Regions from separate parts of the Homo sapiens genome. Here all the other regions are linked to region 2. Evidence: chromatin loops called from intact Hi-C (ENCODE). Cell type or tissue: OCI-LY7. All regions are shown on one strand.

Region 1 (8,000 bases), 220 kb before region 2:
CATGTCGGATGGAGAATGCACTTTTTTCCCTTGGAACTGCATTCTAGGAACCTGCTGGGTGGCCTTGTCTAGATGAGCCACTGAGTTCCGTAAGGGCCCTGCCACAGTTGGTTCTGTGGATATAGAAAGATTATTTGAATGGCCATTTTGTACCAAGCCTGGATATTAGCTGAGATGTAGCATTAAATCATATCTCAGTGGAGACATTTTTATAAGAAGAACCTAGGTTAATAGAACCCATGTACATTGCTTTTGTTGTGTTAATCTATTGCTGGGTAAAACTTAGAGAACCACAGACACACAGCCTACATGTCTCTTCCACCAGCAGTTTTCAAACCTGGCTGATGATCAGAATCACCTGAGGAGCTTAGCCTTTTATTTTGTTATTTTATTTTATTTGTTTTTGAGACAGGGTCTCACTCTGTTGCCCAGGCTAGAGTGCAGTGGTGCGATCTTGGCTCACTGTAACCTCTGCCTCCCGGGTTCAAGCAATCCTCCTGCCTCAGCCACCTGAGTAGCTGGGATTACAGGCATTCACCACCATGCCCGGCTATGTTATTTTTAATTTTTTTGTAGAGACAAAAGTCTCACTATGTTGCCCAGGCTGGTCTGGAACTCTTGAGCTCAAGCAATCCTCCCACCTCCACCTCCCAAGGTGCTAGGATTACAGGCATGAACCACCACACCCGGCCTGAGGAGCTTAGCTTTTTTAAAAGTGCTTCTTTGGTGGTTCTTTTGTGCAGCAGATTGGAGACCACCACCTGCATCCTCTCGTCCAAATCCTACCCATCTCAGAGGCACTTGAGGGGATTCTGCACAAGGCCAGGTCCCCGGGCCTGCAGGACACTAGCTGTGGCCCTACATGCCAGCGACCACACACGCTGGAGGCAAGTGCCCATTTCCCATCGTGGAAAGTGAGGAGCTTGATTTCTGGTTTTGTCTTTCCATGCTGTCATATTAAAGGCCTGCTTAGAGAAAGCTGTTTAACTTCATTTTTAATAAGACTTCTCGAATGTATTTTAACATGGAACTTTTCTTTATGTAACACTTATTAAAATGCCATGGGTATATCCATGGGTAGAGATGGACCAAAATTCAAAGTCCAGGGCTAAGAAGAGTCAGGTAGGGCCTCCAGTAGCACAGGCTTCTATCACTGCTCCTGTGCCCTCCAGGGAAAGGAGGGTGGGTGTCAGAAACCAGGCTTTCGAAAGTGGATTCTGACATGGGAGCTTGTGGGGTGAGAGGAGGCAGGCTTCTGTGACTGCAGGTGATGAGACGGCATGGGAGACGACCTACAGACCGGAAAAGAATACAGGCAAAGAGGTCTAACTTCTACCAATAATATAGGAAAGGACAGAAGGACAGGCCAGCGTGGCGGCTCACGCCTGTAATCCCAGCACTTTGAGAGGCCGAGGCAGGCGGATCACTTGAGGTCAGAAGTTCTTGACCAGCCTGGCCAACATGGTGAAACTCCGTCTCTACTAAAAATACAAAAATTAGCCGGGCGTGGTGGCAGGTGCCTATAATCCCAGCTACTCAGGAGGCTGAGGCAGGAGAATCACTTGAACCTGGGAGGCAGAGGTTGCAGTGAGCCGACATCGCACCACTGCCCTCCAGCCTGGGTCACAGAGCAAGACTCCATCTCAAAAAAAAAAAAAAAAAAAAAAAGAAGAAAGGACAGAAGGAAGAAACTTCTAAGTGGTTTCATGATTTATCGCAGAGACCACACCCTAGGATTGTTGCCAGTTTTCTGTGGGTGACACTTCGTGTTAGCCAGCATTAGCTCCTTGTCCCTGTCACCACTCCCAGTGATTCTCCTATTGCCCAGGGTCTCCTGACCACCACCACCCCACCCCATGCACTCTTCCTGGTGTTGATGTTAACCCAGAGACCTGGAACTGGGGGAGCTCAACAGAGCCAAGCTGGGCCACAGCGGGGAATGAGGCCTGAGGAACCGTCAAGCTGTGGGGGGGTGACAGGCCATCTGGGGACAGCATGGAGGGCAGGGATGTGGACAGTGGGGCCTTAATGCAGAGCTCTGTTCCAGGTCTTTCCCAAATATGAGGAGTTCATGCATCGCTTGGCATTAGCCATTGACCCTCTGCTGGATGCGGCCCCCGTGGACATGGCGGCCTTCCAGCATGGCTCCTTGCTGCAAAGGATGAGGTCGCTCTCCACCCTCAAGCCCCTGCTGAAGGCAGGTAAGTCCAAGTGCAGGCACCAGGGCATGATGAGTGACCTTCAAGGAGGTGAGCCCATTGTCTCGATGCCTAGACACAAGCCTGAACCTCCATGGCAGCCTGCCAGCTGGGATCAGTTAACATGCTGCGATCAATTAGGGGCAGCCTGGAGCACTTTGTTGAGAGCATCTTAGGCTGATATGCCTTTAAAATAGAGCCTGAGACCAAGGCTTATGCGTGGGTAGTTCATTTGGAAGGGTGACCCCAAGACACAAAAATAGCAGAAAGTTGGGGTGAAAGTGGACAGAGAAAGAGTCAATACCAGAGTGTGTGATCGCACTAGCCAGCACTGTGGGTGACAAGATGCTGGACCTGTGTGGGCCCTCTGGGAAGCCTTATGAAAAGCATTTGAGGAACCTTCTCGGGAGATGGAAAGGGAAATATTTATCCATTGGGTTCTATCTCCCATTGGCCAAGGGTTGCCTCACAGGGCATTGACTCCCACACTTCTGGGCTGTGCATCTGTGGGTGCCAAGTAGGTTCCCATGAGTGCCCTGCCCTGGTGCCAGAGAAGCCCTAGGGAAGAAGTAGAGAGGCTCACTTTTCAGGACTGAAGTGAGTTGCTGTGGAGTTGCCTGTGTGAAGCTGATCAAAGCCTGCTTGGAGCTCAGCATCATGGCTGTGGCTAGAATAAGATATAGGGGCCAAGAGATTTGAAGAGCTGCCCCCATACAGGAAGAATGCTAGATTTGGGCTCAGCAAGGAGAAGTTCTGTGATCAATTAGTAATGTCTGCCATGAGTATGCGAATGGAAGGCTCATTAAGTGTGCTATTATTTTCTACCCTCCTTGAGGGTATACAGACCAGTTTAACCTCTATATCCTAGAAAAAAAATCATTTGTTTCCCACATGTCTTCGTGGTTCAGCTGATTCCAGCTGGCTCAGCTGATCTGGTTTGGTCTCAGGCATGTGTTTGTGTCTGCAGCAGCTCAGTGGAGGCAGCTCTGCTCCAGGTACCTCTCGTCCTCCTTGTAGAAGCACATGCTGACCTGGGTGTGGACTTTTCACATCAGTGGCACAAGCACAGAGGGCATGCCCCAATGTACAGGCCTGTTTCAGTTCTGGGTTTGTGTCACATCGGCAAACATTCCACTGGCTGACCAAATCACATGGATGAGCCCAGAGCCAAGGAGCCAGGCAGGTTAACCAAGTTGTGGTGGGTTGAGAGGCACTGCAGACTTATACATTGCAAAGAGTATGGAGCCAGTGGAATCTATTACAAATGCAAAAAGTAGACACTGCCTCTCTCTCAGATAACCAGTCCAAGGAGCTCTGTGTGAAAAACAGGCAAAAAACATTTATTGAGCAACTACTATGTGTCAGACACTAAGCTAGGCCCAGGGGCTGTAAGGCTAGAGACCATGATTTCTACCCTGAAGGCCTTAAAGCCTAGTTTCTTTCTGAAATGGTCTGAATCAGGGTCATAGGAATGGATCAGCCATGCCAGCCTTCTCCCAGGATATGGGCCTTCCAGAGTTCGAAATAAGGGAATAAGGTACAAGTTTAAAATTTTCCAAAAATAATGCTAACTGCTTAAATGTATTAAGTACCCATGAACTTGCAAATGCTTTACCTAGCTCATTTAATCCTCACCGTAGCCCTTGGGGTGTAAAATAGGATTCCCATTTTACAGGTAAAGAAGCAGGTTCAGAGATGTTAAAAATGTGTCCCAGGCACTGCAGCTAGTGAGAGGTGTGGCCAGGACTCAAGCTGGATCTGTCCCTGCATTGGCTGTGCTATACCACCTCCTGGCAGGAAGTCTCAGCATCCTCCATGCTTTTATCCCCCAGGCCAGGTCGGAGGGTTTCCCTGTCACCTGTTTCAACTTCTGTTTTGTGGATCTTCTCTTGTAGGCCGCATCCTGGGAGCCCAGCTTCCCCGATATTATGAGGTCCTCACAGCTCCCATTACCAAGGTGAGTGGTTCCCCAGCCTCAGGCCCGACCAGGCAGTGAGAGGGCCCTCCTCCCATCCAGGCTCCTAAGCCCTTCTCTCTGCTGTTGTGCTGTCCAGGTGCTGGATCAGTGGTTCGAGTCTGAGCCTTTAAAAGCCACTCTAGCCACAGATGCAGTGATTGGAGCCATGACAAGTCCCCACACTCCGGGGAGTGGGTGAGTGAGGGGGGTGAGGTGGGACACAGGAGTGGGGCATGTTCCCCAACAGGAGTGAGGACAACAGTGGCAGTGGCAGCAACAACAGCTGCCACTTAACAGAGCTCACCCAGTGAGCCAGGAACCGAGCCAGGCACATCACACACGATCCACTTAACCCTCAGAGCAACATCTGAGAACTGCGGTTCAGAGAAGGGAGTGTCTTGCCCAAAGCCACTCAGCTGGTAAGTGGCAAGGCTGATTTCCAGCTTGAGGTGTCTGACTCCCCAAAATCTTCCTTTTTAGTGACTGTGCCCTACTGCTTCACTAAGAAAAGCCTCTCTCCCACCTCCCGCTTGATAGCTCAAAATTAATATCTTCTTTTCTCTCCTCTTCCCTTCCCTCTTCTACCTCTCCACTCCCGCAAACGCCCATTCTCCCTTCTCTCTCACTGTTCCTTCCCCTGGGCTCTGGTACACACTCACACAGACACCTCAGGATGGACAGGAAGCTGCCTTTTTCTTTATGAGTGAGGGTTTGTGCTGACAGCCCAATCCGAGAGGTGGCAGTCAGACACAGCAAAGCCTGCAGTGTGGTCTGACTTAATGAGCCCCCGCAGAAGCAGGAATGGAAGGCTGTGTGTGTGTGTGTGTGTGTGTGTGTGTGTGTGTGTTGGGATGGAGAATGCAGCCAAGGGTTGGGCCGTTTCCAGTGCACCAGAAGATACAGCTAGAAGCTAGAAGCTAGAAGGCGTCGACGTGGCTTTTCTCTCAAGGGATGAGCACACCCTCGGAAGTGGTTTTTCAACACATATTAAGCCGGCCCCAAATTCCCCCAGGGCGATGGAGATGGGGGCTTGGCAGCAGTTGCCACACATTGGCCAAGCTGTGATCTACCAGCCAATCTGGATCTTCCAGCTGGGGCCTCCTGCCCTTTTCTCTTCGGATCCCTGGGAGGCTTAACCAGTGCTCCGTTTGTGATCTTTAAGTAATCTGTTCCATCATTAATTCTTCCAACAAATATGGATGAGCGCTTGCCTGTGCTAGGTGCTGGGGATACGGTAGTGAGCGGAGCAGATGTCCTGATGGGTGAGAGACACAGAGCGAGTGATGATGATGAAGTGGCGTGAGTGTGATGCTAGGAGGAGCAGCCGGGACACAGCCTGGTCTAGGGTCAGAGAAGCCTCTACATGGAAGAGGTGTTTGATCTGAGACCCAAAGGACAAAGAGGAGTTAACAAAACATAAGATGAGGGAGGGAGGGGCTTCAGGCCGACAGAACAGCAGGGGAAATGCTGGGGTTGAGAGAACGTGTGATCCACCCAGGAAATCGAGAGGTTCTGTTAGTTAGGAGGATGGGATATGGATAGGGGGACAGGATGAGGGATGAGGCTGGAGTGCCTGCTAGAAGACTGGCCATTATCCTAAGAGCAGTGCCAAGCCGGGGAGGCTTGGAATGGTGATAAGTGAGTGGCAGGAGCAGAGCTGGGCTTTAAGATAGGGCTCCAGGATATATGTGGACAAGACCTGCAGGAGAGAAAGTGTGGGAGAGGGGGTCCAATGAGGGGCACTACTGCAGCAGCATAAGGAAGAGAAGAGAGGCTGAGAGGTGGGATGACCTTGAAAGCCCTTTGGAGGCTGAGTTGGTGTTGCTTTGTGGATGTAGATGGGGAAGGATGGTAGCGGTCAAGGCTGACACCTGGATTTCTGTCGGAAACAGAACCTCCTGTTGAAAGGTGCCGTTCACTGGGATGGGAAAGATTGAAGGGGAAGCAGCTGGAGAATGGGGAAAAGGTGGTGGGTTTAAGATGCTGCCAAGAAAGGGTCCAAAGGGAGATATCTGTGGGTAGCTGGACACCGGAGCTGGAGCTCAGGAGAGGGCTGGAGCTGCAGGTTTGGGCATCGTTGCCTTCTTTGTGGTAATAAGCTATGCACATAGACACACTTGTTAGGGAGAGGGTGTAGAGAAGGCAAAGGGCTCTTACAAGAACTTGAGCTCATTGAAGGCTGCTGGGAGAGGGCTGGATGGTGGCAGGGAAGGGCTGAAGATCAAGATGGAAAGGAATAGTTGCACCTGGAACTCTGGGGAGATGAGATCCCACCTCCAGGATCTGAGTCGGATGGTCTGTCCACAGGTATGTGCTGCTGCACCATGTGATGGGGGGCCTGGAGGGAATGCAGGGGGCCTGGGGCTACGTCCAGGGGGGCATGGGTGCCCTCTCTGATGCGATCGCAAGCTCAGCCACCACACATGGAGCAAGCATCTTCACTGAAAAGGTGAACGGCCCCTCTACCCCACCCCAATTATTAGTAAGGATCCCAGGACAGAACAAAGTCTCAGATTTGGAAGGTCCCTTGTTTTACCAATGAACAGAGGGGCCATGAGGGGATGGGTTGCAGAATCAAGAGATTAAGGTCATGCAGTCTGTTAGTGGCTAACCACCCCCTTGGAATTCCCTGGTCACTGAACTGAGACTGAGTGTTTCATGGAGAAGCTGAGGCTTCATGGAGAAGCTGCAGAACTTGGTGGGATGGGTTTGGGATGAAGAAGTTGTGAATGCCTAGGAGCAGCACAGACCATGGAAATCCCGGAAGATCTAACATGGATTTCCCTTCCTGCGGTTTCTGGGGCCTTGTTCTGGTGGGCTCTAGACAGTGGCGAAGGTGCAGGTGAACAGTGAAGGCTGTGTTCAAGGAGTTGTGCTGGAAGATGGCACAGAGGTGAGAAGCAAAATGGTGCTGTCCAACACATCACCGCAGATCACCTTCCTGAAGCTGACGCCACAGGTGAGGCTGTGGGCAGGAGGGTGGAGCTTAGATGTCTGCCAAAACAGGGGTTAGAAATCGTGGGGATTGAGGGAGCCAGGATTGCATCAGGGTGTGAGATGCAAAAGCCAAGTCTCTGCATTTGGGAAACAGGGGGGTAAGGGCAGGTAGCAAACGGGGAAGAAGCCTCACAGGTGGGGAGAAGGGGCCAGAGAGGTGAAGTGACCAAGATTCCGGCCATTGGCAGAGCCAGAGCTAGAACCCAGGTCTGACTTTCAATCTAGAGTTATTTCCACAACTTTCCTACTTTCCTGATTTCTCCCCTCTCACCGCTCTAATTCCATTGTCTTTGTCAATGATCTGTTATATTATCCATGATTATTAATTAATCAATTAACAAAGAGCCACAATACTTCTGGGCATACAACAAGAAATACTGGCACCCAGAACTGGAGACTTCAGTTGATCTTGGTGGATTTCAGCTGCTTAAGGCTTGCTCATGCGTCTGCAGTTGGCTGTGGGTCAGCTTGCCGGCTGCTGATCTTGGCGGGACTCCTTCATGTGCCTGGGAGCTGGCTGGTGGTGGCTGGTCCAGGACCGTTTCTGCTGGGATGACCGGGTGGGGGACTCGGCTATGCTCCATGTGTCTGTCCTCCTCCAGCACGGTAGTCCAGGCATGTTCTCAAGGTCTGGCAAAGGGCAAAAGCAGGCAAGCTCAAGCATGCATGCAAGCATCACATGGTTTGATCTCTTTGCATCCTGTTTGCTAGCATTGGCCAGACCAAGTCTCATGGCCAAGCCTAGAGTCAGAGTGTGAGAGCACTGCAAGGTTACACGGAAGTGGGTGTGCAAACAGGGAGGGGTGAGCTTTGGGGGCAGTTTTTGCAATTGACTTACCCTGTGCTCA
Region 2 (8,000 bases):
TAATTCTGCAGTCATTACTTAAAACTTCATTGACTTACTCAACTTTGCACGCGTTAACGATGAGAAACTTGGTCTCCTTTGACTGTCAACTCTATCATCTCTTCCATATATAACCGAACTACACAATCCTTTGCACTGCACTCGGGTAGATACAGAAAACTATATTTTTAATTTGAACGGTTTTATTTTGAACTACAGAGGAAAAGAGGGCTCCGAGAATGCCAAGGTAATCTGGCAATTCCAAATAACATTACGAACATCAATATGTAAGAATTTTTTCTAAAATACATTTTTTTCTAGACTTTCTCACTCAAAACCTTAGATTCACCAGAGCATACAATATATAAACTAGGCTTACCTTGCATTTAAGATTTTCCATGATTTGGTGTCAATCTACAATTTCAATAATACTTCTATCATTCTCAGACACAAAGTCTCCATTCTGGGCAGGATGGCCTCATTGTCTGCTCCTTCCAACTTCTGAAATGCCCTCCTTGATAATGTCTAACGCCCTCCTAAATGAGTTGTGTTTAAACTGAGACATCTCATTGTTGTTATATCACTCTCATTATATACTCCTTTATATTCTTATTCAACTGTTTCATTTATGAATGCCATCTCACACTCTACAAGTTTCTTGAGGGCAGATAGTATCTTTCATATGCTGCTTTTATCCCTGGGAATACAATAAATATTCACAGAAAAATTAATGTAAGAACTGATTTTAAATTACTTTAGATCTTATACTAATTTTAAATTAATTCAATAACTTCCTGGAAGTTTATTTTGTACTTTGAGAAACGGAGGCAACGGGCACTAGAATTTGTTCCCTGAGATCTCAGCCCAATTCATCTTCGTATCTCCAGAGCTGAATACAATGCCCGACACATGAAAAACATTAAAACACTTAAATAGTTAACTAAATTTCACTTTCTAAGGCCACAGAGTAAGAAATGGAATCCTGAAGTTCTAGTCCAATTCTCCCAAGATTGTATTAGTACTTTGAAATGTTCTCTAATTTCTCATATTTGTTCACATATTCTCCCTGAATATACTACAAGTATAGCAAACATAAAAGTTGTTCTATCTCCTCTTTTTAAAGCTCAAAAAGCAACCATTACAGTATTGAGTGCAGGCATAGCAGGTGGGCAATATTCCTATCAGATTTCTTAAAAAGCAACATACACGCAGCTCACAGACACTTCTCTGCCCCATGTAAAAACACGTTAGATACTCTTCCTATTGGGAAGATTTATTTTTCATCATCTTTGGCACAAGTTCTAGAATGCTATCTGCCAGGCCCCATGCCCCAATAAATATGCATCCACAAGCAATTATGGAGATAGATAGCTTATGGGGAGGGGGCACTATTTGGTCAGGTCCCAATGCTAACCTGTGGTTAGGGGGAAAAAAGAGTAGGGGGAGGGGTGTGGCCCTGTGATTAATCACTGCCCACTCTGCTTAGGGGTATTTATCACAGCCCGCTGTCAGGTAAATCACTGGAAAAACACCTCTTCAGTAATTAATGCGAAGTGACGGATGGACAGCCCCTGGGCCCATTAATCAGGAACATCAGCAGCCTACTGAGATTATGAATGTCAGGATGCATAAACTGCCGGTGGATCAATAGGCCCAGGAATTCATCCAAGGCTCTCATTTCCGAAGCATCTCCGGTACATTAGGCTCCCTCTACCCCTCCCCCAGTCTGAAGTGAAAAGCAAGGTTTCAGAACAAAGAGCAGGAGCTGAGGTCTAAAGTGATCAGTGAGAGAAAGCAGTCAAGGAAGCTGGCTATGGCTAGGGATGGTACCAGGACAGGCAACATGAGCACAGAGCTACACTAAGAGGCTCTCTCAGAAGGCTCAATGTTCCTGCAAAAGAACCAGGAAGACATGGTACACAACCAATTATTCAGAGCCTAACTGTCCATTTTAGGGATCATCCATTTTCTTGCTTCGAATTTTTTACCCATTTCCCCATCTACATTTTCTTTCCTTTCATATTAGCACCACCAAAGAGAGAAGAAAGAAATAAGAGAATGAAAATTCCATTTCTGCAACCTAACAATCTAGGTAAAAATTTTGATTTAAGAAAAACAAGAATTTATATAAAATGAAATCAGTAAATTACCTTTACCTCATCCCTAAGTACCACAATGACAGAATTACTGTAAGTACCCAGAGTGTTAAGCAAAAAAATTCCCCACCGAAAGGGTCTGCTCAACTTGTAAAATTTTTAGTCTGGAGCTGAAAGACTATTTCTGTCTACTTGTCATCCCAAGTTTAGTCAAATTTTGTATGGGAAGTAAGCTTGGGCTACAGCCTCATACTGAATACATACTAGGCTGGCAGTGACGGGAAGGAGACTGCACTTGCTGCCACATCCCGCCAAACCCCAGTGCTGTGCTTTGTGGTCAGACTCAGGCCAGGGCTGCAATTGTTGGTTAGAAAGTATTTCAGAGTTACGGCTGCCTGTTCCGCTAAATCTCATTTCATCCTACTGATGGATGGATGGACAGATGGCTGCCTGGTGAAAGCAGCATTATCAGCCAGCTTCTATGGAGCCTCCAGATGATGGATAGCCCTCTTTCTACTTTCTCCAAACCACCATCGATCCAAGCCATATTTCAGCGGTCAGAAGCCCAGTAATATTAAGACACACAATCAAGTTAAGTTACTTGCAGTGTAAACCTCTAGAACAGAAATCCTAACACCTCAGCTTTGCTGTCATGAACCACGCTAAAAATGTTACAGTTTCATTCTTTCTAGCTGCTAACCCAATGAATTCCAACAGCTCAAGCCCAAAGGGAATAGCTGGGCTCCATTCCTAGCAGCTACTTGAAAAGCTAGTTTGCCTGCCAAATTTTTTACTAGCCAGTTCATTTCTGTGAAATGAACTCTGCAGCAGTAGTGAGCGGATCTGTGAATACGTGTATATCCCGTGGAGTGTAAAGCTATTAGAATCATCAAACAACCTAGAGTTTGTCAGTGATATAATCACTAGCCTCAAACATGTGTAGAGCCTTAGACATACCAAATAGACCTTTTCTACCAACACCAAGGATAGCGATTAAAACTAGGACAGATTAAAATTATCTTTTGAACATAATCCTAAAATGTTGTTTCTACCCAGTCAGCCTGACTGGCTTCTACTCTCTTGCATACATATTAAACATAATAGTAAGTACTAATCCTTGCCTGCTTTCACAAGCACACTTCTGAGTCCATTTGCTCTATCACATTCTAGACACTCATCTCAGCTTGTCTACCGTGCCTTTCCTTGTTCCTTCCATCTTATCATCCTGAGCTCTCAGACAGCAACTTGGACTTGTATAATCGAATGTTGTGTCAAAGTTATTTCCACTGGTGTGGCTGGAAGAAATGGATTCTGACTCCAGCTTCATGACATAGGTTCCCAGAACCTACATGCTCTCTTTTGCTAAGCTTACTTATCCCCAAATGACTTCTTCTCATAATGTTTCACTATTAACTATACCCGAAATCAGCTTGGCCTGGCTCCTCCTAGTCTTGGCCCCTCTTGATTGAACCACTGCTATCCTGAGCCTATATTCACAGAGAATTAGTTTGTATTTGTTTATGGGGCCAAAAAAATGCCACGGTGGAGCAGTAACTGTCTTTCTATTTGATGTCATGATAGTTTACTTCTTTAATATCTATGCCTTAACAACATCTAGAGCTCTGTTTCTATCAAAAAAGAACATGCTATTGTTTAAAGATACTACTTTATTAAAGTGTTGTATTAAGAATAGCACTGCCCTTCAAATAAACATTAAAGAATTTTTACAGAGCCTTGGAATTAGACTTACCGAAAGGGATTGTATAGGTCAGAATTCAACATCCTAGTTTTTCAGATAAAGATACTGAGAATTCAAAATTGTAATGTCTGTGGTTACACAGATATTAAGTGGCAATGCAAGACTGGAACCTTGGTTACAATTATAAGGGCTGTGCTCACGCTACTATATTTCTCAGACATTCTGTTTTCATCCTTGGAATTTCAGAGAGAGTGAAGGCAATGAGGGTTAAGTGTTGTGTGCATGCCTATGTGTTTTGGGGAAGGAAGGTGGCCACAAATAATTAAGTGTGGTGACCTATATACTATTGTGCTTCCCATCAAGGTTGCCCATAGGTCATCTGAAAGCTATTCACTATCTTACAGAACAAAATTGGATGAATAGCTGACAATTAGATACCTCTATTCCTTTCTTCTCCTTTCTTTAGTATCTGCCCCAGCCCTACCCAGAAAGTTTTAGAAAGATAATAAGTGAAAGCAGAATCAGAGAGCAAGAGGCTCTATGACTTAACCTAAATGAACAGAGGGTCAATGTGTCCTCTTCATTTCCAAGAATGCCACATTCTGGTCAAATACAGAGCACAACTTCAATGACTGGACTTCACCCTCTGGTGGCCAAAATGTGTCACTACTACATTTCCCAGTTTCTAAGCCACCTGCATACCTATCTTCAAATCTTATAGCTGAAGCCAGGCACAGTGGCTCACGCAGGCAATCCCAGCACTCTGGGAAGCCGAGGTGGGAGTACTGCCTGAGGCCAGGAGTTCAAGACCAGCCTGGGCAACTTAGCAAGACTCTGTCTCTAAAAAATTAAAACAAGATAAAAAATTAGCTGGGAACGGTAGCACATACCTGTAACCCTCACTACTTGGAAGGCTGAGAGGGAGGGAGACTGCTTGAGCCCATGAATTTGAGGGTGCAGTGAACTATGATTGTGACACTGTACTCCAGCCTGGGTGACAGAGCAAGACCCAGTCTCAAAACAAACCAACAAAAAGCTTATAGCTGAAAAGAGCCTTTGAAAATCATCTGGTTGAGGGATTTATCTAAGACTATTAGAGTGGTAGTAACTAAGACCAGAACCCAGATTGTCTATCAACTAAACTAGCAGTTTTACCACCATTATAGCAGTATTATCAGTTTTCCACCGAGTATATGCTCACAATATATGCTGAGCAAAGTTTAATCAGGAAGTTAATTGTGCTGAAGAAATAATCACATAATGCACATCAAATCCAAATATATTATCCACACTAATACTCATTACCATTAAGGATAAATGATCAGGGTGATTTTTCCATCCCATTCCCCCAAAAATGTGCCTCATACACTGGACAAGACTTCTACTGTGACTATTCTTGGCACAAGAAAAAAACTTCAAACAATTCCCAAAAAAAAGCACTCACTCCAAAAAAAAAAAAAAAAAAAGGTTGTGTTAGGTGAGTAATAAGGAATGACAATTCTTCGAGCTGTTAGTTTTACATATTCCCTAAGCTCATATAAAGGCTGATTTATTTGCATTAAGCAAATACATTTTAGAATAACTAGTTTTGTACACTCATTTGCAAAGCTATCTTAAACCAAGACAAAGATTCTTATCTTTCATTTTAAAAAGTCTTTTTATAGTTTCTACTTAGTTAAGAAAGAACTATTAAGCCATGCCCAAGAGAACAATGACATATTTTTCAAAATCTGCCGCGATGAACCATGTCTAATTGTGTTTTCTGTTTCATTACAGTTTAGGCCCTACAAGCAAAAGTGAAGTAGTGGTAGAGCAGTGATTTAGTAGTAGTAGAGGAAGAGAAAGAAGAATAATCAGCTACCATTTACAGAGTGCTTACTACATGACAGGGACTGTGGTAAACATTGTATATACATTATCTCATTTGGTTCCAACTATAGTACTAAGAGATAGCTATGATTATCCCAATTTTATATAGGAGAAATCTGAAGCTTAAATAACTAAAGATCACACAACTTCTAAGTGTTGGTTAGGATTTCAAAGTCCCTGCACTTAACTACTAGACTAGACTGCCTGATATTCAGCAGAATGGTCTCACAATGATGCATTAGTTTCATAAATATTCACAATTTGCTTAGAATCCATGTAACTGCAAAACAACCAAAAAGAGTTCAAAGACTGCTGCCGTAAAAGGAGAAAACCAAGTAAGATAAGAATGAAAGATCTTTAATGCTTTCATGGCATGCCTATTTCCAATAACCTTCCAGACTTAAAAAGGCTGACAATAATTCACTGTTGTCTCTGAAACTTCCTCATTCACCTTGCCTCACCCTCAAAAGCCATATGGTAAAGAACCTCACCAGGTGTCAGGAGAGGAACACCCTCTCTTCTATTCCGCATAAGAATAATCTCTATACTTCTTCCTACCAACTCCTCCAAGCATTTGAAAATGCTGCCCTTCTCTACTTTCCTTCTCCAGAGGCACATTTCAACATGGGACCACCAACCAGTGAAACTGGTAACACAGTTCTCACCCTGGCAGAAGCTCAAAGTAGAATGTAGAGTATACGTTCAAATCTTGGGTCTAAAACAGAAGAAACCTGTACATCAAATACCAACTGCAGATGGTATTTTCAGATGCAATCTTAAACAGAATATAATACAGTATTTTAATATTAGTCTGCCTCTGCCTTGGACATTTATATTTACTGCCTCTGCCTCTCTGCCTGCAGCTGGACAAAGAATACAGCTTGCACAACTGGAAGAAACATTTCATGAAAAAACTGAGTATCAAGACAACAAAAGATACAAGATACATGATTCCAGTAGGATCTTGGAGGTCCCAAAATATATAAATAAACTGGCATGAAAAGGTCTTTCTCACGACATAACACAATTCATGCCCCCAGCTTATTTTATACTACACTGGCTATAGTCGTCATGCATCAGCACCAACTGATTTCACGCTTTATAGGCTGGGAAACAGTCCGCAGCTTAGTCTTTTTCACACTCCACTGACAAGGTAACCACACAGCTCACCGACTTAACTGCTCCAAGTTTAATGTTAGCACCTATTATTGACCACCTCAAAAGGCAGTCAGATAAAAGCTTTAATATACCGAACAATGGCAATATAATATGTAATACAAAGGTAGAGAGAAAAGTTTGCTTCCTACTCTGCATATGTAACTGGCGGTAGGGGGCAGGGAGAGAAGAAAAAAACTCCCTCTTAAAACTTCTTTCCCTCAATACACATCTGGAGGTTGGTCTGCTTCTACAGTTATTTGAAATTAGTTCCTCTCCTGGGTCTATTCTGGGTTTAACTGACATCCTATAGTTGACAATAAAGGAGCTCAAATGGATAAAGCTTTGGGGGCTTTACCTCAACCTTGACATGCATTAAACTTGATTTCTTTTCCTCTTTAAGATTCACAGAGTAAAGCTAATAAACCACTGGGTAAATTTTGAAAGTAGAAGCCACCAGACTCAATCTCAGCTAAGTGTCATATATGTTATCTCATTTTATCCCAACTACAATACTAAGAGGTAGCTATTATTATCCCAACTTTACAGATGAAAAATCTGAAACTTAAGTTACTTAAGATTACACAGTTTCCAAGTGCTGGATAGGATTTCAAAGTCCGTGGATTGGATTTCAAAGTCCCTGCATCTAACTACTACTGTAAGACTAAAACACATATCTTCTAAAAATTATGTTGGGGTAAAAATGCATAGCCCAGAATGCTAGTCTGGCTACAGCCAAAGGTTCATTGTAGCAAAGCTATTTATTTTGTATGTATGTTTGTAAAAATGCATAGCACAGAACAGTTTAATTTTTAAAATACCAAATCACAGTAACAACAAAAATGAATACTTATAAATGAGGTAGAGTCTGTCTGTTAGAGAAATAGCTACAGCTCCGTATCTATCACCTCCCTCCTTGGAGCTATACCAGCAGGTGTGAAATGTGCCTGGTGAGAAACTGAGAAACCAAAAGCAAGTTTCAGGCAAAGAAAACATTAACAAGTTAATAAATTTAAGAGTTTCTCTTCTATGCAGTTTCAAAGTTTATTCATTAGAGTTCCAAGAATAACAAATAATTACAATACAGTAAAATCTTCAAAGCAACGTTACTTTAAGGAACAGAATGCCTGTACACAGGGCTACAGAAGGCTTTCAAGAAGAATCATGTCCTGAACGAACATGGCTCAGGTATTTAAACTGAA
Region 3 (8,000 bases), 260 kb after region 2:
ATGGTGAAACCCTGTCTCTACTAAAAAATACAAAAATTAGCCAGGAGTGGTGGTGCGTGCCTGTAATCCCAGCTACTTGGGAGGCTGAAGCAGGGCAATCGCTTGAACCTGGGAGGTGGAGGCTGCAGTGAGCCGAGATCACACCACTGTACTGCAGCCAGGGCAACAGAGTGAGACCCAAAAAAAAAAAACAAAAAACACCAAAAAACCCACAAAGATATAAAGTCACTGACCAGTTAGGTGGAACAAGAATTGTGCTCATGGTGCCAATGGATGAGACATTGAAGCAAGGAAAGAGGACCACCAGTCTTGTTGCTGTGAGCTCAACAGTTTCTCTTAGGACCTTTTAGGTTTATGGCTTGTCTTTCAAACTAGACTACAAGCAACCTACGGTCAGGGACTTTGTCTTAAGTACATTTTTAACACAGCACTTGGCACATAGTTAGAGCTTAAGAAATATTTACTGTCCAATTAATTGGAGGGAAGTGATGAAAAGGATGAGAGAAAAGCCAGAAAACTGATTTAGAAAGTGTGTGGATCTCTTGGGAAGAAGTCATCCATTGAAGAAATAGCACCATTATAATAACAGGCAGAAGAGAAGAGTCTTTCATCAGCAGTGTTTTGGACTAGAGAAGAGAATGACTCTTGCACGGAGGAGCTGGTGCCCAGGGCTGCTCCTGGATGCAAAGGGAAAAGCAAATCTTTGAGACAGTGTTATAAAGACAGAAGTGATATTATCTTTCTTCCTGGTAATACAGGGGAAATAAGGGAAGGGACGAGGGAAGTAGGACCCCTGCAAATCTGTGCCTCTCGTGCTACCAAAACAGAGGAATGAAGAAGCGCGGGGTGGGAACAGGGGGAGGGAGATGGCTCAGGAATTTGCTTGTCATCTTGGCTGGAGTGAGCTTGAATGGGAGAGAGAGACTGAGAATAATGGGAATTGGTAGATCAATCAATCAGCAAATATTTATTGAGCAGCTACCCTGGCTGGCAGCTGGAGAGAGCTCAGCTGGAGGGAGGCACATTAGAAAATTGTCTATAAAAAGGTGGTTGTGGGGGAGAGGGAGGGGTGTGTTCTTCTGGAACAGGATGGAAGGAAAAGCAGCCTGCTTTGTTGTACAACTCCTGGGAGTGTCATTCACATGGTAGCCTTTGTGAAAAGCCCCTCTGGAAATGCGCCATGCACAGCCTGCAAGGCCATTTGCAACAGACCTGGGGAGAAGAACCCAACCCTGTGAAAGAGCTATGGTCCTACCTGGGGTGGGGAGGGGGCGGTTTCTGGGATGAGCCAAGGTGGCCCTGCTCACCTCTCCCTTCCCTTCTTCCTCAGGGCTCTGGACGCTACTCTATCTACATTGCCAATTACGCCTACGGTAATGTGGGCCCTGATGCCCTCATTGAAATGGACCCTGAGGCCAGTGACCTCTCCCGGGGCATTCTGGCGCTCAGAGATGTGGCTGCTGAGGCTGGGGTCAGCAAATATACAGGTATGCAGAGTGACATGGGAGGTAGTATGCTGGAGGGGCTGGGGCTGGGGGCCAGGGCCCTGCAAGGCTGAGTCTAATTCATCAGAGACCACAAGGAAAGGGTGGCCTTATGTCCCTGGTGAGGGGAGATGAAGGCTCCATTCCATCCTGCCACCCACAGAAGGCTTCTCCCACACTGCCTCTCCAAGCATTGGTGAGATATCTGGCAGGTACGAGTTTTGGGGTACCCAAGAGGGGACATCTGGCTTGCTGGAAAGTGGGATGTGAGAACACCACATCATTTTCTCCCTGGAACCTCTTGCCCCACTGCCTCTGGTAACCTCAATGATGGGTGAGCAGGTTCTGTAGGAGAAAACTGACAAATCACAAAAGCCGAGATTTAAAGCATTCTTTATTGCCAAATCGCAGATGAAATTATTTACTTACACATAAGCAACCAGGAATTGAGTGCTAAATCCCTAGGCTTCAGCTGGGTCCCGTCTCGGATAACTGAGCTCAAAGAATTGAGTTCTTGTTCCAAAACCTCTCCAGCACTTTTTTTTGAAGGCACGCTCTCCCCTCATCTTTCTGGTTGGGGGACCTATTGTCAGACTCTCTGACAGGGAGATCTTTCTAGGGAAGGCTGTTTTTCTAATTCCAGCACGGCTGCTGACTAAACTCTGATAATCTGCCAATAGACTGCTGATGGCAGAGCAATCCAGTTCCTGTTTTGGGTGCCAAAAATCAGGAAGCCAGAGCTGTACACAACAACTTGTCATGTGAACTTAAGCCACATTCATACCAGACCTGCACTTGGGACAGAGAGATCCTCTTGTTGGTCGGCCTTCCCAACATACCCATCCCAACGTGTGCAGCAGAGGCTTCCAAAGTGGCAGCCTCCCTCAGTCTGAATCCTGGGGCTGGAAGGATGGTTGAGGGGTCCTTTGGGGTACCACCCTGCCTCCAGACACCTGGGTGGTGGCATCATCTCAAAGTCCTGCCCAGAAAGGGTTGTCACTGCCTCTCCTGAGTTTACAATGCCTTTCCCTAGCCACTTTTCACCCTGGTGAAAGGGGGAGATTAATGTTGACCTGTCTTACAAAGTTTGTGGGAACAAATGACTAGACAATAAAATGGTTAGCACAGCTCAAGCCCCATCTAAGTGCCTGAGAGCTCCGCGCGTGAAGGTACCATGGAAAGGCTGTATCAGTAATAAACTATGTTTCCCCCGGAAAAGAAATAAACATGCAGGCGCTTCAGCCTAGATTTGTACAGTCAATTTTTTCTGCATAGTTGCCAGTTCTGTGCACTGGGCTGGCTTGGCAATTAAGTGCCTTGATCTTGCAAGGGAAGGGGGGTGCACTGGGGGGATGAAGCACTTGAAAATGACAAGGTGGAAGGGAGGCAAGGACTGGGAGAGCAGGCTAGACACAGAATAAAAGAATCTGGAGGTTGCGGCTGGGTTTGAGCATGAAGGGGGCATTGTTCACGCTGGCTGGGCTGGCACAGAACCGAGGAGCGGGAAGGAGGAGACCCAGAGGAGGCAGATGAGGAGCACAGTGGGGATGGAAGCACCAGCCAACTGTGCCGGCTGGGCTGGAAGGACGGGCAGTTCAAGGAAGAAGCAGCAGCTTTGGTGGAGGAACAGAGGGAGGCTGGGGCAGCTGGCGTGCCCAGAGGACGTGTTCGAACAGCTCTGCAGACTTCCAAAAGCCATTTGGCTGACAAGAACCTATTTGGCCCACCATGTTACTATTCTGTCTGCGCGCCTTCTCCAGCCCACCCTTTCCCTGCCCGCCAAGCCCCCCAACACTACCCTGTAGCCCCCCTTGTCACTCAGCTAATGACACATGGACGTCTGGCTGGAAAACTAGCCCGGAGTGTCCCCCACCCCCGAGCCCCAGGAATGGACCCCAAATGTAAGGGCCGCCATGCTGAGCCCGGCCTGATGGCTGAGGCTTTGGGCGCGTGGCCAGCGCTCAGCACCACTGTGGTGCCAGGGGGCCTGAGAAGCTGGGAGGAAAGCAGGCAGAAGGGGCAGGCCATGTCCAGATGTGCACTCAGGGAGCTGGGAGGTCCCTGGAGCCAAGCCACACAGCACCTGCCTGCTAGAGAGCTGTATGACCTGGGAGAACCTCCCATTTTACAAAGAACAGACGGAGATCCAGGGAGGAGAAGGGACTCGCCCAAGGTCACACAGGAGGTTGGTAGAGAGCTAGCACTTAGAGCCCCATCTCCTCCTGATGCTTAAACTGCCACAGCCCGCTGACCTTTCCGATGACCTCCAACTTAAGAACCCTACCAGCCTGCAAGACAGGAGGGGCTGTGAGGGGAGGCCCACACCCACTGGGATGACAGCCCCAGGCTGGCACCCGGACTTGAGGCAGCCCCACCCGGGTTGTTGTGGCTGAAGCAGCTGCCTGGCTGAGTGTTCAGGACAGCGGGGGAGGTCCAGCCACCCCAGGGCAGGCTAGGCAAAGGTGCTATCCAGGTACCGGCCTTCAGCACTGCGGGAGGGGGAGGGGAGGCCTCCTCTCTAGACATTATCCATTTCCGCAGCTGCAGCTGCTCCGCTGGGTCACAGTGCCATCTAGTGGCCACCATGCCAGCTCTCGGGGGACTCGAGGGCCCCGGGAGGGTGGCCAAGCGAGAGATTGGGAGAGAGACTGGGGCAGTAGGAAGACCACTCTCCCATCCCCTGGTCCCCAACTTCCCCAGCTGCTTGAGGCCTCTTGAAGCCGGGACAGTGCCGGGAGCTGCCCTGCCTGGGAATCCTGGGAACTGGGTTCTGGACATGGCCAAGGCCCTGGCGTGGAACCAGATGGAAAAAGAGGAGGGGAAGGTGAGAGGCAAGAGTCCTGCACTGCCTCCGCGGTCCAGGCCCCAGTGACCTTGGGCATGCCCCTCAGCTTTTCTGAGGACATTGAACTAGCAGGTGAGGGGACAGGGTCTGGAGCCAGGCCACAGGTGCAGGTCCAGCCTACCCTGTGCATTACAGCCTAGGCAGTAGTGGGCAAACTATTCTCCCAGCCTCAGTTTTCTCATCTTCAAAATGAGAGTGTTGTGAGAACGAAAGGAGGCGCACATGGGACATGGCTGGCACATGGCCTGGCACACGGGCAGTGCCCACCTAGTATAGCAAATACCAACACCTTCCACTCTGAGGCTCTGCCAGAGCGATGCCAGGGCCTTCTGCTGGGCACCTCCTGGGTACAGGGAGCACTGTGCAAGGTACAGGGGGATGCACAAGAGAAGCAGGCCCAGCCCCTGCCTGGGAAACATTCTCTGTGTGTCCCCCCAAACCTCCAGTCCTGGGCATGGCCAGCGGCATCTTCATCCCCATCCCCTCTGGGGTCCATCTCTCTGCTCTCCTTCCTGCCTGCCCTGCCTCCCCTAGGCCTCGCCTCCTCCCCAGGAACTCTGCATTTTGGCCTCACCCTTTGAGGCAGCATCTGTCCAGGCTGCAAGGTGGTGATTAAAGAAGCCTTAAAAGAAATTCGGAAAGAAAATGAAGGTGGATTTATGATGTCAGGTGGGGAGTTTTGCTGTTGGCTGGGAGCAGTATGGAACAAAGCGGAGGGCAGATCTGATTTATAGGAAGTCATTATTGAAGGAGACGGAGATGCCTAAAGCCCAGCTGAGGCCTTCTGGCAGATCCTCACCAGTGAGCTCAACCAGGGGCTACAGAGTGGGGGCCAAGGGGCCTCCTAGCTTCCCAGGTGGGCGCTGGCCTTTCATCGGGAGTGAAGCCAGATCTGACAGCCAGGGACCAGGCAGGGCTGGAGTGACAGGCTCCCCAGCCAGGGCCCGGGACCCCCAGGAAGTGCAGCACGGGCCTGCTAGGGGTACCCAAAGCCCAGGACACACAGAGACCTTTTCCCTGGGGTGTCAGATGCATTTGATGAGTATCGGGGGGAACATTGCGTTTCTTTTAAAACAAACACAGATATGTTATAGAATTGAAATGTAATTTTTGTGTGCATTTTTCTCAACACAAGAGATTTTAAAGAAATGTCAAGCCTGTGGCTAGCCTCTCTGGGTTATACCCCTAGGCTACACCCCCAGGCTTTGCCAGTGCAAATCCCTCCTCTGTCAAGAGGAAACAAATGATGGGGCCTGTCCTGCTGCCCCACCCCTTGCCTTAACATTCTGCAGAGACAGGGCAGGAAGGATGAGCGGGGGTGTATCCTTGTCTAATACCCGCCACACAGTCAAGTCCTGCCCAGGCTCTGAAGGCTCCCAGAAGGCTTGGGAGTGGCAACACCAGCACCTACACAGTTATCTTGTCTTATAATTTTTCAGGAAATTTAGGATGAGAGACCCTGTTACCATCCTGCACTTGATCCTCACATCCCATTTTCCAGCATGTTTACACACACACACACTCTCTCTCTCTCTCTCTCTCTGTGCCCATTCCTGCACCACGTTTCCAGCATTTCTGCCCTACTCATTTACAATATCTTGGATGCTCTTGGCAGCCTGCGAATCATGGCATTCACCAGAATCCTGTTTCTATTAAGGTCTCAGCAGATGGCCAAGTTCCCTGGCCGAGGGGCCTCACCTCAGAGTCTCTGCTGATGCAGAGGGTGCAGGGCTAGATGGGCACAGGAATCAGCCCCCAACATGCTTATCCTGTGTCCACCCTGGAGGATGCATTCATTGCAAAGTAAGCTAGTAGCAATCTTGGAGATCTTCTCAATTCCCACCCACTTTACAGGAAGGAAACTGAGGCCTGGAGAGCATGCTTCCCGTGATCCTGAAGGAGGGGAGGTGCAGAGGCCAGGCAGGAAGCAAGAGGCTTTACCTTAGCACCACGAATCCTTGTGCTGCCTCATCCCTGGGTCCTCAGACCCACAGCTTGGAGAAGTTCAGCTGCATGCACACCCTCCCTCCCCACCATCTTTCCCTGTCTCACCCCCCAGTCCCTGAGGGCTGGCCCAGATGCAGTCTGAGAGATGGATTGTCTGCACCCGACTTGTACTTGGGTCTGCATTGCCAGCGTGCCAGGGCTCAGAGGTAAAGGGATGGTTCTTGAGGACAACCAAGGCTGCCCTTTGGGGGTTGGGCCCAATGAACAGATCATCAGAGTGCCAGAATGTGGCTAGGGGAAATGGGGACCTCCAAGGGGCATTTTCCCCTCTAACTCCAGCCCCTACCCAGCCTGATGGGCAGGGTGAGCAGAAGCCTTCAGCAGGGATGGGCAGGGAGGAGCAGTCACACCCCAACAGCAGAACAAGGAGGTCTTTGAAGCCTGAAAGTGCTGGGAAAAAATAAAGGGATATTATTCACCCAGCAGGTGGTAAATAGTCCCAGCTAATGACTGTGTGGCACCTGACATTTTCCAAGGCACCTTCCAAAAACCAGCTCACTTAATATTTATGACAGCCCCGAGAAGGAGCCATTATTATTATCACTCTTATGTTCTAGCTGAGAAAACAGAAGCCCAGGAAGGTTCAGTGATGAGCCCAAGGTCACACAGCTCAAACTTGGACTTTCTGACCCCCGGTGCCGTGGTGTCTCCCACAACCAGCACTGCCTCTCCAGCTCCGAGAGAATGCGCTGGCCTCAAATTATAAAAGAATTAATTGATGCAAGGTGGAGTTAATTCCCTGTTAGAACATCATTCTCCAAAGCTAAATAAAGATGTTCCTAACTGCCCCCTGGGTGACCGAATTTGGTGTGTACTAAACCTTAAGAGATGGAGGAGAGGGAGGGTGTGACAAAGGAGAGAGGAGAGGAGGGGAAAGCCCTGGTAGAAGACATTTGCTGAATAATTGGCCTTTGACATTGGCCTGGCAGAGCATAGGCATGGCAGCCTACATAATGATGGGTGGATTCTATTGGTTTGAAGAAGATTTGCTTGTCGACCTGGGAGTCGTTTCCCTATGGCATCAGTGAGGGGTGCAGGTACCTGGCTGCCCCACCTCAGCCCCCCGTTGGGCCCCCATTGTAAAGCTGCTGGGGCTGGCACCCAGGAGGCCAGCTTCCTGACTGTCGACTCACCTGCTCCCCAACTATGCAGCCAACTTGCCGAGAAGGAGGTGTGGGTAACATCTCTGTTATGGTCCGGTTGCCATGGCAATAAATTGTGGCTAATTAGTAGTGTGGTTACCATGGCAATTTTCTAGTAATTACAGGTTACAAATGGTACAAGGCTTCAACCCAACCCAATTAGTTAATTAGAAAGATTTAGAAATTTGTCCAAAAGGGAAATAACCTGCTTTGTAGAAAATGAAGGGAATGTGTCACAGCTTGGGAGCCAGAGGCAGAGAGGAAATTGGAGGATGTGGAAGCGGAGGAAGAAGGATGGAGCTGCGTGGAGGCAAGTGCCTGAGTCCCACCTGGAATTTCCAGGGGCCCGGGCAGGGCTGAGGGATTCTCAGAGAAGCTGGTAAGACCAGGGCAGGGACAGCTGCCAGCAACCACTTAGTGGCACCTCTTTTAATGGGCAGAGGTGGTGCCCAGGTTGTGACCCCACATCCTTTCCTGCTGGCTTTAGGACAGGCCTCTGGAAGCCACCCATGCCACTCCATA
Region 4 (8,000 bases), 160 kb before region 2:
ATCCAGGCAAGGCATGGTGGCTCACACCTGTAATCCCAGCACTCTGGGAGGCCAAGGCAGAATTGCTTGAGCCCAGGAGTTCAATACCAGCCTGGACAATATATAGACACCCAGTCTCTAAAAAAAATAAAAACATTAAAAATAAAAATTTTAATTAGCTGGCATGGCGTGTGCCTGTAGTCCCAGCTACCTAAGAGGCTGAGGTGGGAAGATCACTTGACCCTGGGAAGTCAAGGCTGCAGTGAGCCATGATCCTACCACTGTACTCCATCCTGGGCAACAGAGCAAGACTCTGTTTACAGAAAAAAAAAAAAAAAAAGTATGTCCTCTCTGCATAGCCTGGGAGTAAGTGTGGTCCCAAACAATGGTGGCTCCAGATTGTGTTAACTACACAAGAAAACAAGACAGAAAGACCCCAAAGAAAATGATCAAGGCTTCAAGCTGCTCTTCCTCCTCCTCTCCCTCTTCCTTTCTCTTTTTTTTCCTTAGAGGTGGTGCAGGGCCAGGGCCCTGGAAGTGGCTGTGAGCTGGATGGCAGTGGCAGGGCCAGGGACTCAGAGCCAGTTGGCATCGTCAAGACCTGGGTTACATTAGGGGGACTGACTGAAGGAATAAATAAATTGAGGTTAATTGGAGCTAGGTTTTTCACCATTGGAGAAGGGATTGACATATATGGAAAGGGGGAAAATAGAAAGAATCCTGAGGTGATAAGATTGTAATTAAAAGTGTCAATGTAACCTTGTGATCAGATAGATAGATGATAGATGATAGATAGATAGATGTGTTTATGTGTATTCATACATATAAATATATACTACACAGTGAGTGTGTGCACATATATACACACATATAATTCCTAGCTCTGCCTGCCAAGAGGGCCTAGAAAACAATAGCACTCCAGGAGGAGGGAGCATCCAGTGTTTGGTTTCTAAACACCACCCTCCACTAAAAGGAACCAGAGCTTCTTGGAGAAATGACTGATTCCAGGGCTGAGGCAAGAAAAGTACAAGACAAGGGTGGAGCATCTTGTTCCAGAAAGTTCTTTGATATTCTTTATGTCAAAGAACGATGTAGACCTGTCAAAAGGACACAGGAGGCAGCTTGAATGGGCTCATTAGTCAAATCTGTGACAACTGAGCACCGAAATAAATAATGGTATTCATGGGTTACAATTCATTTTCTATACCAGGGGTGCCCAATCTTTTGGGTTCTCTGGGCCACATTGGAAGAAGAATTGTCTTGGGTCACACATAAAATACACTAACACTAATGATAGCTGATGAGCTAAAAAATATATATTGCAAAAAAAAAAATCTCATAATGTTTTAAGAAAGTTTACAAATTTGTGCTGGGCCGCATCCAAAGCCATCCTGGGCCGCATGCAGCTAGTGAGCTGTGGGTTGGACAAGCTTGGTCTATACTGACATGCATAGGTAGATAGGTAAGTAGATAGGTAGATAAGTAAATCAGAAGAGATGGCTCTTCTTTGCCATGAAATATCAACAAATAAATGCAGACGGAATGGTGGAAATCAATTATCACCATTTGGCAACAATCACTGAGGTTGTAAATAAAGGCATTAACAGGCATAGTAATTGGTGGGGAGATACTCAGAGGCTCTGCCAATATCATGTTCATTGATCCTCTACCCAGCCCCTGATATTGGTGTAGCCTTGGAATATCTCTCCACCAAATACTTGTCAATCACAAAGAGGGAAATGGTGAGTTTATGGTAGAGAAGTCTGGCAGACACCGTGACCAGCAGACATTCAAGGATCACATCCCAGTGGTGTGAAGGGTCAGTATCACGTGTCCTGATGAGATGCACTGAGAAGAGCCCTAATTTCTGTGATGTTCCATCAAAATGCACAGCCTGAGCACGAGGCACTGGAAGCACTGGAAAAAAACAACGAGAAATCTGTACTCTTCATAAAATGTCAAGGTCAAGAAAGATAAGGAAAGATTGAGAAACTGTTCCATATTGAAAGGAAATAAACATGACAATCAAAGTAGCATATGATCCTGGATTGGAACCATGTGAAAAGAAAGAAAAAGAGAAAGAGAGAGGGAAGGAAGAAAGGAAGGGAGGGAGGGAGGGAGGAAGGAAGGAAGGAAACAAGGAAGGAAGGAAGGAAAGAAGGAAGGAAAGAAGGAAAAAAAGAAACACTGATCGGAAATTCATTGATGGGAAATGTTGGCAAATTCTGAATGAGGTCTGTGAATTGGATGGTCATGTTGTATCAGCATCTTTTCTGGATTTGGAAGGTTTGTGATTGTTATGTAGGAGAATGTCCTTGATGTGGTGAAGTATTTAAAGGTATGGGGTATCAGGTCCACAACTTATTCTCGAAAGTTCTGAAAGAGACTAATGCTAATGGGTTGATGTATATAGAGAGAGGGAAGACAATGGAACAATTGGGGTAAAATGTTAACAACTGAGGAATCTGAATACATGGATATGGGAGTTTTTTATACTTTTCTTGCAATGTTTCTGTAAGTTTGAAAGTGCTTCAATATAAATATTTAAAATGTGTTTATAAAACCACAAAGTGCTGGAATTGCTATCCATGCCCACCAGACTCTTGATAAAGAGCAGGGAGCTCTTCTCCCCTGTTTGAGCAGAGCCTCCTAAAAAGTTCTAGCCATTATCCACTTCAGTGAACCAAGCACATCCCCCTCTTCTGCTGACTGCTGCAAAACACCAAACCAAATAAAACAAATTTTAAAATCTCTCACGAGAATAAATGAGCACCCGATACTGCTTTGGTAAGAGACTATAAAGTAACCCTTTGTTTACAATGTTAAAAGCAAACAACTGATTCATGCCGGAAACAGAAAGCATTTAAAACTTTAGAATTAAGTGCCTCTGGCAAACAGTTGGAGCTGTTTGTCTCATGCCAAGGCCAAAAGTATCGGGCTAAGCATTTTCCTCTGCTTTAGTCATGTTATCAATATTGACACCAAGGGAGATGGACCTAGTACTGCAGAAAGAGTTCAGTCTCCGGAGTCAGACAGTGATGGGTTCACATTCAGATCCCTCCACTTTCTAGCTGCATGGCTACAGGCAAGTTACTCAGCCTTTCTAAACCTTGGTCTCTTCTCCTATGGGGTGTGGAGGACAGCAGCTATTTCCCATGGCTGTAGGAAGCCTGGTGAGATGGCACGTGCAAAGCGGCCCGCATTCAGAAGACCTCCATATAGACCTGTTCCCTTCCTTTCTGTAAAACACATGGAGAACCCATGTGTCCCATCCACATCCCCAGGCCACACTGTAAGAACCATTCTAACAAGGAGACATGTCACCAGCTTCATTTGGGTCTCTTCAAATCCAGGACTCCTGTCGCCTGTGATTTCTTTCTTTCACTCTTATGACATTTTTTCCTGCCTGTCTTTATTTCAACCAGACATCCCTTAATCTCATGGCACAAAGGCCTGGTAATATTTGTGACATGCCCAATGTATTCTTTTCTCTTGAAGACACATCCTTTCACTTTTGTGGCTTATAACCTAGGGAGACCAAGAAGAAAAATGTTCGTCTGTCTTAGCCTGTCTACAAAGAGGAGCAACATGGGAAGAAATTGAACCGGGATGAATTTTCAAAGGGCTGAACTTAATAGCAAAAAGCCAAACAAATCTCCTGGAGGGTACACACAAGATGCAGGGGCACTGCTTTGGGTCCCTGTCTCTTAAAGCGGGTCTTCCCTGAGAAGAACATGTCATCTTTCAAAAGCTAGCCTGACATCAGGGTTGGCGATTGTTGTTCTTGTTCTTGCTTCCTGGCATTCTCCACCTCCAGTAGGGGGCATCACCCACATGCCACTGTCTCAGAGCAAGCCCCATAATCATCTCCTACCCGAGGAGCAGGAGAGAGAGGAGGGAAGGGCGGACGTGCTGCGCTCTCATGCAAATTGCTTCAAACCCAGGGAGGGACACAAATTAAAGGACAGAAGAGACAAATGGCCCAGAGATGCCTCATCCTGTTCAGCTCCAACTTCCTATCCTGAAACAGGGCAAGCCTCTTCCCAATGGGGTCCTTAAAGATCATCCCAACATTACGAGTGTTCCTTTAATCTTCCTCCAGAAAACAGAACTATGAAATAGTACTACTTTGAAAAAAAATGCATTTTCTTTCATTTTGTTAATTACCAAAAAAAAGTCATAATAGAAAATTTAGCAAATGCAGGTAAACCAGAAATAGGAATAGGGAGGAGAAATGAAAATCATCTATAATCCTACTGATATATACATTTTTCCTTTTTCCAAGAATAGAAAGGTCCTGCACATGAGCTTTTGAAACCTGCACTTTTTATTTAACAGAGGCCCATAAAACAGCCCCTTGCCACTAGGCATCCTGCCAAACCGTCCTCTGTGAAGGTTGTACTGTGTTCCTTAGGACCACCATTTATTTAACTACATCCCTAATGGTGAAGATTTAGGTTTGCTAAATGGGGAGTGAGTTTCCCCACATTTTGCTGTACAGATAATGCAGTAAAGAATATCTTTACAGCTCAATCTTCCCATGTGGCCATGATTATTTCCTTAGAATAAGTTTCCATATGTAAAATCAACGTAGTGAGGGCAGGCACGTTTTTAAGGTTTTGCCACATATTGCCAGTTTTCCTGCCAGAGAAGCTGTGCCAATAAAGCAAAATGTTCTTATGATCAGGGGTCACAGCTGCCAAGCTCCTCCACGTCTTCTTTACCGTCTGTGAAACCACACGATGCAGAAGGGAAGGGTTAGGTTTAGTAGCTTGTCAGAGAAGCAGAAACAGGAATGAAGATTTCCATGGCTCTGAACGTCTTATTCCCACCTGCTTGGAAGGATGTCTGTTCAGGAAGACACGGACCATTGCTAGTGATTCCTCTCCACAATTTAAAGACCTCAGAAACAGGATTTAGGAAAGAAATTTTCTTTCTCTTTTTTTTCTGTTTATAAAATTATACCAGCTCAATCAATCTTAGAAGATTAAAAAGTAAAGAAAATTATAAGGAGAAACAATCCTCCAAGTTCCCACAACCCAGAGTTTACCACTATTAACATGCTGGTGATTTTCCTTTTAGTGTTTTCTCTTTGCATATATGTTTTGTTCACATAAATGAAATGTGATGGTTGTAGTCCATTTTGTGGCCTGATTGTTCACGTTTCTTCCTATACTAAGGGCTTTCTTGCCCTTCACCCACTCAGGACTCTGCCTTGCTTAGCGATCCTGCTTCCAGGAGGATGTGGGCCATACGGTGCCCATCCGGGAGTCCTTTCTCAGCCTGGCTCCAGGAGGAAAGCCACACGTCACTCCCAGTGTTTGCCCTTTGCTCCAGGGCTGACCTTCTAACGCTCTAACTGGGCCTGTCTCTTCAACAATCTATAAGCCATTAGCTGGGGCTATATTAAATCTAGAAGGGTTCATCCCGAAGACCTCAGCTTTTATCCAGGGTCGATACAATAAATGACCGTCTGAAGAATGCTTCTGCATCTTCTGCAGGAGTCTTGGAGGAGAACGTCTGTTACGGGCCTCACTGTCCCCCTCTATTGAGTTTCTCATGATAAATTTGTGCTCACATTGAGTGTCAGGGAAAAGTTTGGCTCTCCTGACAAATAGCTATACTTCCCTTTATCCAATAACTCATCATATTTTCCCTTTCGCTTTAGCTCAATTTAATGTGCAATTGCAGTAACTATCTTCTGCAAGGTTTCTGGTTTAATCATTTCTTCCCTTCATCCCTATGACTTTCGATATTTTATCTTTAATCTTGCTGTCCTGGGGCCCATATTTTTAATTGTCAGTCATCTCAAATTTGTTTGGAAGTTAAGAGGAATACAAATCACAAATAAAAAAACAATGATCATGACCCCTAGGCCATCTCTTTAAAGCCATGCCTACCTTAGTAATTAATAATCCCCTTCACCAATACCAGGTTCCCTCCTGGCATTTTCAGGCAAGTGCACTTTAAGAGCCATTTTAAGATGCATTTGGGTACATTTGGCCTGCCTGAGAGGCATGGAAATTTTAAGGAATGAATTGTTACACAGTGATATCACTTAGTCATTTTCCGGTATACCTGAAGTCCTGGTAAGTCTCTGATCAAATACAGCCTCTTTCTGATATAATGCTGGGCGATTTCCCTACAAGGATGCGAGCCATTCCACTTTTATGCCAGCCCACTTGGCAACTGATAAAGTGAAATGGAGAGGTCCTGGCCAGTGGGGCTTCGTGGTAGTGCCCTGGGACCCATGGAAGTGGACACTGTTGTTTCTACCTGAAGCAGTTCTGCTCACTTAACATTTCCTTAAGCCCCACTGCAGACCTTCTTTGGTCTCTGTTTCTTCGGGGATCTCTCTGCCTCCTACATCTACTCCTATCCACTAGGGTTCACTCTTTAAGTGAAAGGTCAAATTGGAGACTGCAATTCTTCACCCCTCCCTGTAACAACATCCTTGCTGTAGCCTCCACATGGGCAGAGTATACTTTCCTTTTATTTGCGGGGCAGGGGGCACGGAATCCCGCTCTGTTGCCCAGGCTGGAGTGCAATGGCACAATCTCGGCTCACTGCAACCTCCACCTCCTGGGGTTCAAGTGATTCTTGTGCCTCGGCCTGCCAAGCAGCTGGGACTACAGGCGTGCACCACCACGCCTGGCTAATTTTTTGTATTTTTAGTAGAGATGGGGTTTTGCCATGTTGGCCAGCCTGGTCTCGAACTCCTGACCTCAAGTGATCCACTCGCCTTGGCCTCCCAAAATGTTGGGATTACAGGCACGAACCACCACGCCCAGCCACTTTCCTGCTCTTTGATTTTTAGCTTGGCTCAGTAACTTGCTTTGGTTAATAGAATGAAACAGAAATGAGTGTGCCAGCTCCAAGCCTAAACCTTAAGTGGCCTGGAAAGCTTCTGCCTGCTCCTTCATGCTTCTGCCACAGCCGTGAGCACAGCTTTTCCTGGGTAGCTGCTGCTCCTTCAGCCTGGGGACCATATGAAGCAGAGCTACCCCAGACAACTCACAGATTCATGAGTAAAATACATGCTTGGTGTAGTGTGCTACTGAGATATTGCAGCTATTTGTTATGCAGCAAAAGCTGACTGATACACTCTGTAACAGATCCTTCCTGGAAGATCTGATTCTTTTTCTTGTTCTTATCCATTTGGCCTTGATTCTTTGGACCATTCAGCTAGCTCCTAAGTCATCTGGAAATTAGACTCCACTCCTATGTGCAGTCCCAGCCTGTGCCAAGGACCTCAGCTCAGGTGAGAGTCCTGGGCCTCCAGCTTGTCCCATAGGATTAGAATCTCTAGGATGTCCTAACGACAAGTAGGAAAGAACATGTGCATCTTAGTCACTGGGATTTGGGTTATGGGCACTAAAAATATCTAACACTTACCGAGCATACACTAACAATGTGCCAGGCCCCACACTCAGGAGCCACATGTGTTATTTCGGGTACTCCTCAGCCTTCTAGTACACACAAAAAGACTGATGCACTCAGAGGACTTTCCTGAGCCTCACAGCCATGTGGAGAGAGAGCTCAAACCCACCTGTGTCCAGCTCCAGAGCCCACACCATGCCACTGCCCTGTGTTGACCTAAACTGTGTGACTCACTCTGTGCCCTGTACACTAGGTTGGCAGACAAAGCCATTTCAATCACAGCTGAGCTCTCTCCCAATCTGTGCTCAGGGCCAGAAAGCTAGGCCCTGGGTCGGTGGTGGCTGCCATTTTTGCCATTGCTCCCTCCTCCCAGTCCAGACCCTGCACTGCAGGTGGATTCCTAGACAGGAACTGTGGCAGGAACCTGAAAAGGACAGATCCCCTGTGCTGCGTCCTGCTGAGCAGCAGCAAAGCCTTGGGGAGCCATTCTGTGGCCAGTAGAACTTAGAACTCAGAGGAAAGGGAGCAGTGGGGTGAGCAGAGAAGCTTTCCAGAAGCTTTTGGGGGGAGCACCATGCGGCTTGTGGGAAGACTGGATCATACTGATCCTCCAGGGAAAAGTCCAAGACCCCTGGTGCTGC

Evidence for each region. A loop is a pair of places that touch in the nucleus more often than their neighbours do. Peaks named below come from ENCODE experiments on the same cell type or tissue, not always from the same donor. Only the 100,000 strongest peaks of a DNase experiment are listed, where the experiment ranks them.
Region 1: a loop joins it to region 2, with 29 times the contacts of the local background. A loop is called at or near these places in 6 of 110 quality-filtered maps.
Region 3: a loop joins it to region 2, with 3 times the contacts of the local background. A loop is called at or near these places in 2 of 110 quality-filtered maps.
Region 4: it touches region 2 in a loop (9-fold over the local background); 4 of 110 quality-filtered maps call a loop at or near these places.

Annotation. Positions count from the first base shown.
Region 1 is chr10:98,391,546-98,399,545 of GRCh38, reverse strand. PYROXD2 (pyridine nucleotide-disulphide oxidoreductase domain 2) reads left to right here. Exons shown (of 16, transcript NM_032709.3): 6 at 2,048-2,201; 7 at 4,094-4,155; 8 at 4,253-4,350; 9 at 6,463-6,604; 10 at 6,980-7,114. It overlaps MIR1287 (microRNA 1287), which reads left to right and starts at 4,239; the gene lies at 4,239-4,328. RefSeq lists an enhancer at 7,989-8,000. In OCI-LY7, CTCF peaks have their summits at 4,683 and 4,886; DNase peaks (open chromatin) are centred at 4,885 and 7,865.
Region 2 is chr10:98,167,125-98,175,124 of GRCh38, reverse strand. All of the region lies in intron 4 of R3HCC1L (R3H domain and coiled-coil containing 1 like), which reads right to left. Among named protein-coding and RNA genes, the nearest start is that of R3HCC1L, 36 kb to the right of the region's middle. RefSeq lists enhancers at 1,357-1,858, 4,474-4,523. In OCI-LY7, CTCF peaks have their summits at 4,222 and 4,431 (motif pointing left); DNase peaks (open chromatin) are centred at 4,414, 6,114, 6,794, 7,724 and 1 weaker place; H3K4me3 peaks cover 3,229 bases; H3K27ac peaks cover 3,957 bases.
Region 3 is chr10:97,910,987-97,918,986 of GRCh38, reverse strand. It overlaps CRTAC1 (cartilage acidic protein 1), which reads left to right. Exons shown (of 15, transcript NM_018058.7): 5 at 1,331-1,487. Among named protein-coding and RNA genes, the nearest start is that of MIR3085, 39 kb to the right of the region's middle. RefSeq lists an enhancer at 3,918-4,494. In OCI-LY7, CTCF peaks have their summits at 3,840 and 4,052 (motif pointing left); a DNase peak (open chromatin) is centred at 4,026.
Region 4 is chr10:98,327,892-98,335,891 of GRCh38, reverse strand. No RefSeq gene overlaps it. Among named protein-coding and RNA genes, the nearest start is that of MIR1287, 63 kb to the left of the region's middle. In OCI-LY7, CTCF peaks have their summits at 3,594 and 3,794 (motif pointing right); a DNase peak (open chromatin) is centred at 3,811.